Linked DNA regions of Homo sapiens: region 2 is linked to region 1. Evidence: read pairs that join two places in POLR2A ChIA-PET (ENCODE). Cell type or tissue: K562. All regions are shown on one strand. Links, peaks and the distances in the headings refer to the core of each region. The heading gives the core; the rest is flanking DNA.

The links. Peaks named below come from ENCODE experiments on the same cell type or tissue, not always from the same donor. Only the 100,000 strongest peaks of a DNase experiment are listed, where the experiment ranks them.
Region 2: POLR2A ChIA-PET joins it to region 1 with 5 read pairs; 2 of 35 experiments call an interaction of 5 or more read pairs at or near these places.

What each region holds. Positions count from the first base shown.
Region 1 is chr16:12,045,444-12,051,184 of GRCh38, forward strand. It overlaps SNX29 (sorting nexin 29), which reads left to right. Exons shown (of 21, transcript NM_032167.5): 6 at 941-1,011; 7 at 2,929-3,177. Among named protein-coding and RNA genes, the nearest start is that of SNX29, 72 kb to the left of the region's middle. In K562, for the core only: no CTCF peak of the experiment used is centred there; a DNase peak (open chromatin) is centred at 2,648; H3K4me3 peaks cover 774 bases.
Region 2 is chr16:12,266,436-12,272,176 of GRCh38, forward strand. All of the region lies in intron 14 of SNX29 (sorting nexin 29), which reads left to right. Among named protein-coding and RNA genes, the nearest start is that of SNX29-AS2, 100 kb to the right of the region's middle. In K562, for the core only: a CTCF peak has its summit at 4,869 (motif pointing left); a DNase peak (open chromatin) is centred at 4,876; H3K27me3 peaks cover 942 bases.

The sequences.
Region 1 (5,741 bases), core at 368-5,367:
TAAGCCCTGGCTGGACCATTTATTGGCCAGATGACCTTGGACAGGCCCTGTAGGCTTCCTTGACACCCCTACCCCAACTGCCATCTATATTTGTGGGGCATTTTTAGCCTCCTAGCCTTTTCCAAGGATAATGTGGGCTTTCAGGTCTGTAACCTAGGCAGGCATTATATTATTATTATTATTATTATTATTATTATTATTATTTTGAGGTGGAGTCTTGCTCTTTCGCCCAAGCTGGAGTACAGTGGCGCGATCTCTGCTCACCAAGCCTCCAGGTTCAAGCGATTCTCCTGCCTCAGCCTCCCGAGTAGCTGGGATTACAAGCGCCTGCCACCATGCCTGGCTAATTTTTTATATTTTTAGTAGAGATGGGGTTTCACTGTGTTGGCCAGGCTGGTCTTGAACTCCTGACCTCAAGTGATCCTCCCCCCTGGCCTCCTAAAGTGCTGGGATTACAGGTGTGAGCCACCGTGCCTGGCCAAGGCAGGCATTATATTAAATGCCCTGGTTGATGAAGCCGTAGAGGCTCTGTAATTTCTGTCTGAAATGGTCTCTTCTTGTATTAGGCAAATCAGGCGAGCCCTGTTGGCAGGCTTGGATTTCCTGTCTGTCTCTTGGGGACGTTGCTTGAGTGGAAGTCACCCACCTGACAGCTCCCTTCTACTTTGCTGCTTTATAAATACATTGACATATCATGTCTATTTTAGTACTCTAAAGCTGAGGGTCGGCAGGGGGACCAGTGAGGAAGTTGTAGGATGTAAGTGTTCAGTCTTCTGTTTGTAACCAGAAGCTGTAAACCAGCAGAGACCTCAGACAAATCATATCCCTCTTGGGGTGACCAGGTGCAGATCTTCCAGGGAGCCGTCTAATGGAATTTCCTGGTTAATGGACACAGAGAACCACTGCTAAGAACGATTTCCTTTTCTCTTTCAATCTGCAGCACTTTTTATGAAGACTGGTCTTTTGTGATGGATGAAGAAAGGTCCAGTATGCTTCCTACCATGGCAGCAGGTAAGCCTGGCCCAGACCAGGGTGCAGGGCCTTGTGACACTTGGCAGAGGGGCTGCCTTGGGGCAGTTCCACAGCGCCATGGAGTGTTGTGATTCTTCTGTCCCTCAACAACTCAATGAGTCACTTGCTGCTGTCCTTCTTTTACTAGGACTGAATGTTGGTTTTTTAATTTGTATTCCTTTAAAGAGAGAGCCTCACTCTGTTGCCCAGGCTGGAGTGCAGTGATGCAACCTCGGCTCACTGCAACCTCCGCCTCCTGGGTTCAAGTCATTTTCCTGTCTCAACCTTCCGAGAAGCTGGGATTACGGGCGCCTGCCACCATGACCAGCTAATTTTTGTATTTTAATAGAGATAGAGTTTCACTATGTTGGTCAGGCCGGTCTCGAAATCCTGGGCTCAAGTGATCCACCCGCCTTGGCCTCCCAAAGCATTGGGATTGCAGGTGTGAGCCACCGTGCCCGACCACAGTGTTGGGTCCATTTATCTAGAATGGGAGACCCTGGCAGAGAAAGTGAAGATTTGAAGGTTTTTAGTTGGGCTTTGGAGATGTAATATACATTGCGGGGAATTGGAGGTGGGAGACCTACCTTTGAATCCTGGCTTTACCCCTTGCTACCTGGTGACCTGGGCAGATGCCGTAAGCTTTGCTGCCTTTTCTTTCCTCTCTGTGAGGTGGGAATCATGCTGTCTCAGCAGTCATCTTCATGGGGCTGTGAGAGAATCATGTGAGATCAGGAGTCGCACACATGACGAGTCAACATGGAGAGACCCTGGGTTGATGTTAGTCGGTGGACTGTTACGTTGTTCGCCCTTTGACTCAAAGTGTGAAAGGTGGAATCAGCCGGACTGAAGTGGGCAACTTGCTTCCTCTTTCCAAGTTTTTTGTTGCCTCCTTTTTGTTTTTCCTTGAAAATTTATACTAAATCTCAAATATCTGGGGTTGTTAGTCCTGTCCATTGATGAGAAAAAGAATTTGACCATAATTTCCTTTGTAGATCATAAGATGCCAAGTGTAAGTTTCTGTCCACAGTAATGATGATGATGTTAACCAGTGCACATTTGATGGTTTATGGAGCTGAGTGTTTTGTGAGTGATTGCCTTTAATACTTACAATCCTGTGAGGAAGATAATATTGTCCCCATCTTACAGATAAGGTGACTGGAGTACAGGGAGATGCTAAGTTGCTGGACCAAGGTCTTTTTTTTTTTTTTTTTTTTTTTGAGACGGAGTTTCACTCTCGTTGCCCAGGCTGGAGTGCAATGGCAGGATCTTGGCTCACCACAACCTCTGCCTCCTGGGTTCAAGCGATTCTCCTGCTGCAGCCTCCCGAGTAGCTGGGATTATAGGCATGCACCAACACGCCTGGCTAATTTTGTATTTTTAGTAGATATGGGGTTTCTCCATGTTGGTCAGGCTGGTCTCGAACTCCTGACCTCAGGTGATCCACCTGTCTCAGCCTTCCAAAGTGCCGGGATTACAGGTGTGAGCCACCGTGCCCAGCCTGGATCAAGGTCTTGTAGCTAGTAGGTGGCAGTGCCGGGATTCACTCCCAGGCAGCCTGATCCCGGAACTTGTGCCTTTACCTCCTCCCAGTTGACCTCTTATTCATATTCATTTTCCTGGCTGTTAGGGAGAGAACGTGGCATGACTCAACTCCCATGATAACGGATGTCTGCTGACCCCAGTTTCATGGGAGGTTTTTTTTTTTTTTGAGGCAGAGTCTTGCTTTGTCACCCAGGCTGGAGTGCAGTGGCGCGATTTTCGCTCCCTGCAACGTCCGCATGGGAGGTATTTTTATACCTATTTAAGATCAACGTGCCTCCTCTTCTGTACTCTGTTGTCTGCAGCTGTCTTCTCTTGTTGCTGGTATGACTGCCCATCAGCAAGCACTCCAGACTTTTCCCTTTTTTTGGGCAGGTCTGAACTCCATACTCTTTGCGATTAACATCGACAACAAGGATTTGAACGGGCAGAGTAAGTTTGCTCCCACCGTTTCAGACCTCTTAAAGGAGTCAACGCAGAACGTGACCTCCTTGCTGAAGGAGTCCACGCAAGGAGTGAGCAGCCTGTTCAGGGAGATCACAGCCTCCTCTGCCGTCTCCATCCTCATCAAACCTGAACAGGAGACCGACCCCTTGCCTGTCGTGTCCAGGAATGTCAGTGCTGGTGAGTGGGAACGGGTGCTCGAGGCGGAGCAGAGGGAATCAGAATGTGGCGGATGGGGTGGACATATCTTGTCATCTGAAAGTCATTCCAAGGGGAATGGAGTCCAGTGCACTTGCGTTTTCCATTTGTGTTTCTGTTTCTCATCCTCATTCACTCTGAAAGGGCTCTGACGGCCTTACCTAGATGCGAGAATTGCCGGGTGGAAAAATGAACAGCTCAACCATAGCAAACGGAAAGTGAGAGTGTGAGAGACACCGGGAGCCAGATGACGTTGATCCTCATTCATTAATTCCTTTATTTGTTCCTTCATCGTATTCTGTGTGTTAGGCGGTGAGCCGAATAGGAAAGACAGATTACCAGCAGGTAGCCTGCAGTCTCCTTTGGGATGGGTGTGGGTGGGTAGTTCATGACAAAATATATAATTTATGATCCTTAGGATAAAAGGGATGAAAGCCAAGCATAGACTGCTATGGGGAACATCTGCCATTGGTCTTGCCTCTGACTGGGGATGGCATTTAAGGCCTCAGGAAAGAGAGGAGTTGTCAGGTTTGACTCTAGGCTCTGGGGAAGCAAAAGAGTTGATTCAGGCCGGTCGTGGTGGCTCATGCCTATAATCCTAGCACTTTGGGAGGCCGAGGCAGGAGGATCGCTTGAGTTCAAGGGTTCTAGACCAGCCTGGGCAATGCAGTGAGACCCTGTCTCAATTTTTTAACTTTTTTTTTTTTTTTTTGAGACAGAGTCTCACTCTATTGCCCGGGTTGGAGTGCAGTGGCATGATCTCAGCTCACTGCAACCTCCACTTCCCGGGTTCAAGCAATTCTCCTGCCTCAACCTTCTGAGTAGGTGGGACTATAGGCATGTGCCAACATGCGTGGTTTCTTTTTGTATTTTTAGCAGAGACAGGGTTTCCCCATGTTGGCCAGGCTGGTCTTGAACTCCTGACCTCAGGTGATCTGCCCGCCCTGGCCTCTCAAAGTGCTAGGATTACAGGCGTGAGCCACTGTGCCCAGCCTGTTTTTAAAAAATTTTAATTAAAAAATTAAATATAAAAAAAGAAAGTTGATTCAGTTAAGATTAATTTGGTGAGAAGTTTTCAATACCCTTTGATTCCTTTGGGACATTAAGATGTTACTACAGCAAAATTGGAAATTTTGTTGTAGTATGTATGTGTATATATGTAGAGACAGGGTCTTGCCATGTTGCCCAGGCTGGTCTTGAACTCCTGGCCTCAAGTGATCCTCCTGCCTTGGCCTCCCAAAGTGCTGGGATTACAAGTGTGAGCCACTGCACCTGGTTGAAATTGGAAATTTTGGGCTTAAGTACTTAGTATTCTCAAATCTCTGAAACAAGGCAGTAACTGTGGCCATCCCTTTGGAATTATTCATGGTGAAAGTGTAGAGTCCCATGGTGTCTTTGGTACACAGTGGCCTTGTCTGTCTTGCCCTGTGCTTCTCCAGCAGAGACCCTGCACGAACCTTGTAGAAGATAGGGCTGTTGACAGCTTTGTGTAACAGACACTGAAATTTCTACACCCACAGGAGTAGAAGTTCCACCCATTTTTGGAACTCTGCTTTTGAGGTGATCTCAGAGTTGTGCTATACCAGTGAGGCCTCACCGCATCACACATTGGTTTAGACAGATTGGATTTTTGGAATTGGCTCAAAGTGTCTTACATCCAAGTGTGATGATTAAAATAGGGGCACAAAGTGTCTTCTGTGAGTGCTGGTCACTAAGGCAAGCTTGATTTCTTTTTCAGTTAACATTTGCTATATAACAAGTGATTTAAAAATGTAGCGGCTTAAAACCACTGCAGTTCGTTACTTTTTTGTGTGGGTTGGCATGGTGGCTCTTCTGCTGGGCTCTTTCGGCTCACTCATGGGAGCTGGTGGTTAGATTGGAAGATCCAAGATGGCCCCATCCACGTGTCTGGAATCAGTGCTGGGGCAGCTCGGGTTCTACTCATAGCCTCTCATCCTCCAGTCGGCTGAACTGGCTTCTTTATATATGGGGTCAGGGCCACTGTCCAGGAAAGCAAAGGCAAAGCTGAGACCTTTTAACACCTAGCTACTAGAACTCACACAGTGTTATTTCTGCCACTTTTTTTTTTTGGAGAAAGAGTCTCGCTCTGTCACCCAGACTGGAGTGCAATGGCGCAATCTTGGCTCACTGCAACCTCTGCCTCCCGTGTTCAAGAAATTCTCCTGCCTCAGCCTCCCAAGTAGCTGGGATTACAGGCACCTGCCACCACGCCCAACTAATTTTTTTTTTTTTTGTATTTTTAATACAGACGGGGTTTCACCATGTTTGCCAGGCTGGTCTTGAACTCCTGACCTCAGGTGATCCACCCGCCTTGACCTCCCAAAGTGCTGGGATTATAGGCGTGAGCCACCGCGCCCGGCCCTTTCTGCCACATTCTTTTGGTAGAAGCAGGGCATGGTGGCTCATGCCTATAATCCCAGCAATTTAGGAGGCTGAGGTGGGAGTATTGCTTGAGGCCAGGAGTTTTGAGACTAGCCTGGGCAGCACAGCAAGACCTCATCTCTACAAATAATAATAAAATTAGC
Region 2 (5,741 bases), core at 559-5,558, 220 kb after region 1:
CTTCCAACCAACCAGCCCCTCTGGAGACCGTGGTCTACCAGTCATCTCAGTAGCTTACAGAACAACACCTGTCACTTAGGAGATTCCAAGGGACTTCAGAGCTGTATGCCAGGAAATGTTGCAAAATGAAATAATATATATTTGCTATTATGAATTATAGTGTCACTGTGATAGAGCCAAAATTTGAACCCAGAGATGGCGTGTGTCTCTGCCCACACTACTGATCATCTGCAATTCCCCATCTATTATTGAAAAAAAAAAAAAAAAGAATATCCCACTCAGACAACGTGGTTCTTGGTCTTGTTCTTGAGGGATGCAGTCAAGTATGTAAATTTTTTTTTTCTTTGAGATGGAGTCTTGCTCTGCCACCCAGGCTGAAGTGCAGTGGCACAATCTCAGCTCACTCCAACCTCTGCCCCCTGGGTTCAAGTGATTCTCCTGCCTCAGCCTCCTGAGTAGCTGGGATTACAGACACCCGCCACCACGCCTGGCTAATTTTGTATTTTTAGTGGAGATGGGGTTTTACCGTGTTGGCCAGGCTGGTCTCGAACTCTTGATCTCAAGTGATCCGCCTGCCTCAGCCTCCCAAAGTGCTGGGATCACAGTGAGCCACTCTGCGCAGCCCAGTCTGTACTTTTTGGGTAGTGTTTCCTTGGCTTGGGTATCACTGGAACCCCTTGCTTTTTAGTGGAGAATCCATTACCTGGGAAGTAGGTTCGTATAATGTGTTTTTAAAGCATTTGGAAAGGTTAAAATTTATAGTTTTCTTAAATTATGAGTAGACAACCAAAAATGTTAGCATGGGTGCGAGTGTGTGTGTGTGTGTATGTGTGGCATGCAGGGGAGTAGGCTCCCTTTGGTGTTTAACACACGGCCTTGGATGTTCCCAAGCGGGGGATTTTGAAATTAAGCAGGCTGGGGTTTTCATCACTGGGTTCATCATTGACAGCATTTTCTAAAATCCAGCCCTCCGTTTTCTCAGCTCTGAAATAGAGATTTCATGCCGTGGTGTTTGAATTCTCAAGTGGGATGGTTAAATTGTCCAGGCTGTGATGTGCTCCTGGGGTCCTTTAGGCAGTAGCCCCTTAGCACCTTTATTGCTGCCTGTGGATTTGTGTTTGTGCTGGAGCCCAAGACCATGGCAGGGCACTGGAACCTCCCTCATCCTGCAGGAGCAGCCATGTGTGCTCAGCTGTTGACCAGGGCTGTCCGGAAAGAGCAGCGCCTCTGGAAGGTGCTGTAGCTGGAGGCTGTTGGGTAACCGCATTCCTCGCAATGGAACGGCAAGTTATCTTTTGGAGGGAGATCTGAGCTGTTTACTCCCTGGCTTCTACCTCCCAGCCTCTGCACTGCATATACCCTGTGGAGTGATCCCTAAAAACGTCCAATCATCGCACTTCTTCTGAATCCTCCAGGGGCTGCTTGTTTTGCTCAGAATAAAATACCATAGCCTGCAAACCCTTACTGTCCCCTCTCTGGTCTCATTTCCTACCAATGTCTCCCTCCTCCATTATCCTTTAGCCACATGGGGCCTCCTCACTGTTGGTAGAACATGTGGGTGCCCGCCCCAGGCCCTTTGCATTTGCGGTTCCCGGGAACGTTCTCTGCAGGGCTGTGCGGAGCTCACTCCCCTGCCTTATCCCAGTCTCTGCTCAGACAGCTCCTCACTAGCGAGGGCTTTCTTCGAACCTTATTTAACTAGCACTTGCAACCATCATTTTCTCACACTTTAACTTCCTCTAGCCCTTCCTCTGGCCTGGCATATTAAATAGTCACTTCTTGGGTCTCTGAGTCTCCTCACTGGAACAGAAGCTTCATATTGGCACTCACTTTTACCCCCCTTGATACATCCCTGTATCTCTAGTGCCTGGTACCTGGCAGGTAATGAACCTTCAGTAGCTAGTTGTGTAGGAACTAAATGAAATACTTGCCCAGAGTCACCCCTGCTAAGCGGTAGAGCCAGACTTTGACTCCCAGGGTCTGTTTCATCGCAGAGCTCCGGGGTCTTGTTGCCCGTGTTTCTCCCTTTGCTACAGTGAGCACTTGAAGATGGTGGATGTTACTGTTAGGAAGACCATTTCCTTTGTTGGAACACTGTGGGTAACCGGTGTCTTGTAGACATCATTGGCATCTCACCTGGAAGGGTCCTTTCTCCTTCGGAACTGTAAAGTGTCCCAAATTTCCTAAGACACAGAACCTTGCCCGTTGTTATGGGACCTGGGCATACCTCATTTTATGCATTTGAATGTCCTGGAAAACCATCTCTGAATTTAAAATGATTCTTTATTTTCGTCATCAGCATCTCACACTGTTTGCATCTGGGTCATGCTCAGCTTGTTCACATTGAAAGCAAAACAGTAACCTCATCATACTGTTTGCCATGCCGCTCTCCATGGTATCAGAAGTTTCACTTAATTTAGACAGAAAACCCTATGTGTTCTCTGGTGCCTGCTAGCAAGCTCAGCACAGTTTCTACCTATTTTAGACGACTTAACACAGATACCCCCAAACAGATGTGGCCGGCTGCGATGAGATGAAAAGTTATGAATGTTCTCTAAGTTTAGATGACCTGCTGATGGTACTGACTAACCCACAGCTTTTCTGGAACATGAAAATTAGTTCTTGTTGAACATAAATGTCTATATACTTCTACCAAACACAGTCTCCCTGTCTATTTGAATATAAGGAGAGAAGGCTTCTTGTTTTTGCCAAATCATTATTTTCCCATTTGGAGTGGAACTTCTATAATTATGCCATCAGGGAGACACAGGAGAAAGTTGCTGACTATTCAGAGTATAGGCAGGTAAGTAGACTGCGGATTTTTCCCGTGAATAAGGTAGATGTTAACTAGGTTGATTGGCTCAATGGGAAATCCCAGTTAATAGCATCACCATCTTCACATTTGGCACGAGATTAAAATGGCCAGACTGAATCCTGCTTGGAGGCTCCAGTGAGATTTTGATGTGAAAATACTGTGTAATCTGCAGTGCTATGTAAATTGAAGCAGTATCATTATTTTGATTTCTGTGACAATAAGATAGGTCTTACTGACCTATCTTTCTACATTGTGCTTAAAGCACAATGTAAGTTTCTGATTGAACATGGAAGTATCCAGCCATGTAGATAAAAGCTTCTGTCTTCTTGGATTCCAGCAGGTGTACTTTTCATGCGGTCCTTGACCAGGGCAAAATACAAATTTCTGAACACTGTCAAGGTAACTCAGAATATGGGCAGAAATTGTTAATGCATTTCAGATTGCATTGCTAACCAATGTCTTGAAGCCTTCTATTTTTGAAGTCAGTGTGAGCTATCATCGACATGAATAGAGAAGTATGTTTTTCTCTTGGGGTATTAAATTGTCATTCTTTCCATTTTACTTTACATCATCATCATCATCATCACCATCATCATCATCATCATCATCATTATTATTATTATTATTTGAGATGGGGTCTCACTCTGTTGCCCAGGCTGGAGTGCAGTGGTGCGATCTTGGGTCGCTGCAGTTTCCATCTCCCAGGTTCAAGCGATTCTCCTGCCTCAGCCTTCCGAGTAGCTGGGACTGCAGGCACGCACCACCACGCCCAGCTAATTTTTGTATTTTAAGTAGAGATGGGGTTTCACCATGTTGGCCAGGCTGGTCTCAAATTCCTGACCTCAAGTGATCCACCCACCTTGGCCTCCCAAAGTCCTAGAGATTACAGATGTGAGCCACCACGTCCAGCCCCGTTCTTTCAGTTTTAAAACCCATAAATCACCCTCAGGAAAGATGCGACTTAGAAAAGTTGTAGTTTGATCAGTTGCAAATGTTTGTATTTATTGTTTAGGTTTGACTTTCAGAATTCAGTCACAATTGATTCTTTACGAATTGATTGGTTTATTGGGGGGATGTGCAAAGAGTGTAGAATGGTGTTGTCATCTGTTATTTTTGCCTCTCAAATGACTTGACGTTACTCAGACTTTAATTGTGCTGCCTTCCTTAATACCCAGATGTTCTTTTACTCCCAAGGCAAATTGAACCTTCTCGACTTGAAAGTAAATCCGATGTTGTGCTTGCATGAACTTAGCCTCATGGGATGAATGGTCTCTCATGCCTTGACCCCACATACTCACCTTTGGCAGTTGAGAGATGGGAGATGTCTAACCTGTTCAGTCGATTCCCTCACTTTGTAAATATTAATCCTTATGCTGTGGAGCAACATGGCACATTTACCTCTTATTTATATTTATATTTTTATTTTTTTGTGCATGTCATCTACATGAAATGATATCACCATCTCCGTCACTTCATGGTCTAACTCAGTCTAATTTAAAGTGGTCTCTCGGCTGGGCACAGTGGCTCATGTCAGTAATCCCAGCACTTTGGGAGGGCAAGGCGGGTAGATCGCCTGCGGTCAGGCATTCGAGACCCACCTGGTCAATGTGGTGAAATGCCATCTCTACTAAAAATACAAAAAATTAGCTGGGCGTGGTGGTGTGTGCCTGTAATCCCAGCTACTCAAGAGGCTGAGGCAGGAGAATGGCTTGAACTGGGGAGGTGGAGGTTGCAGTGAGTCAAGATCGCGCCACTGCACTCCAGCCTGGGTAACAGAACGAGACTCTCAAAAAAATCAATCAATAAATAAAGTGGTCTCTCAAGAAGTAACTATGGAATGATTAAAGACTCTACGTTGGTTAACTATTGTTGTGTAACAAATTACCTCACAGTTAGATGGCTTAAAACAACAAACATTTACAATCTTTGTGTGGGATAGACAGCCTGGGTGTGGCTTAGCCACATGCCTGGCTCAGGGTCTCCCCTAAGGCTCTGTCATGGTGTCAGTTGGAGGCTGCGGTTGTCCCAAGGCTCCACTGGAGGAGTGTGCACTGCCCTCATGTGGCTCATGGGGGCTGTTGGCTGCGTGCATCAGTTCCTTGCCATGAGGTTCTCTCCGTAGGAAGCTCGTAAGAATAAATGAACAAGAAAGGCAACCTCACACAGAAGCTGCAGTCTTTATAACTTAATCTCAGTGGTGAAACCCCATCACTTCTGCCATAGTCTGTTTATTGGAGGTGAGTCAATAAACATAGTCTGTTTATTGGAGGTAAGTCCAGCCTATGCTCAAGGGGTAGGGATTATATAAGAATGTGAATACCAAGGGGCAGGGGGAATTGGAACCATCTTTGTTGAATGTAATATATTGGAACCATCTTTTTTTTTTTTTTGAGACAGAGTCCCACTCTGTTGCTCAGGCTGGAGTGCAGTGGCGTGATCTCAGCTCACTGCAACCTCCGCCTCCTGGGTTCAAGTGATTCTCCTGCCTAAGCCTCCTGAGTAGCTGGGATTACAGGCATGTGCCACCATGCCCGACTAATTTTTGTATTTTTAGTGGAGACCAGGGTTTCACCTGTTGGGCAGGCTGGTGTTGAACTCCTAACCTCAAGTGATCCGCCTGCCTTAGCCTCCCGAAGTGCTGGGATTTCAGGTGTGAACCACTGTGCCCTGCCTGGGGTCCATCTTCGAAGCTGCTTACTGATGGGAAAAGTATGATATAGTTAGGCTTAATTTTGTATTATTTCATACATGGAATTGAAATTTTTGGCATGCTTGCTAAAACTGAACCAGGGCAGCAAGGAAGTCAGGTAGTTGCAGGGGAAGGTTGACTGGCTAGTTGCTGAGAGAACTTATGTAAATTCATGACTGTCCAGGGTCTTTCCCCAAGCCTTTAAGGTCAAAAAGCTTATTTCTGCACCTCTGCCCC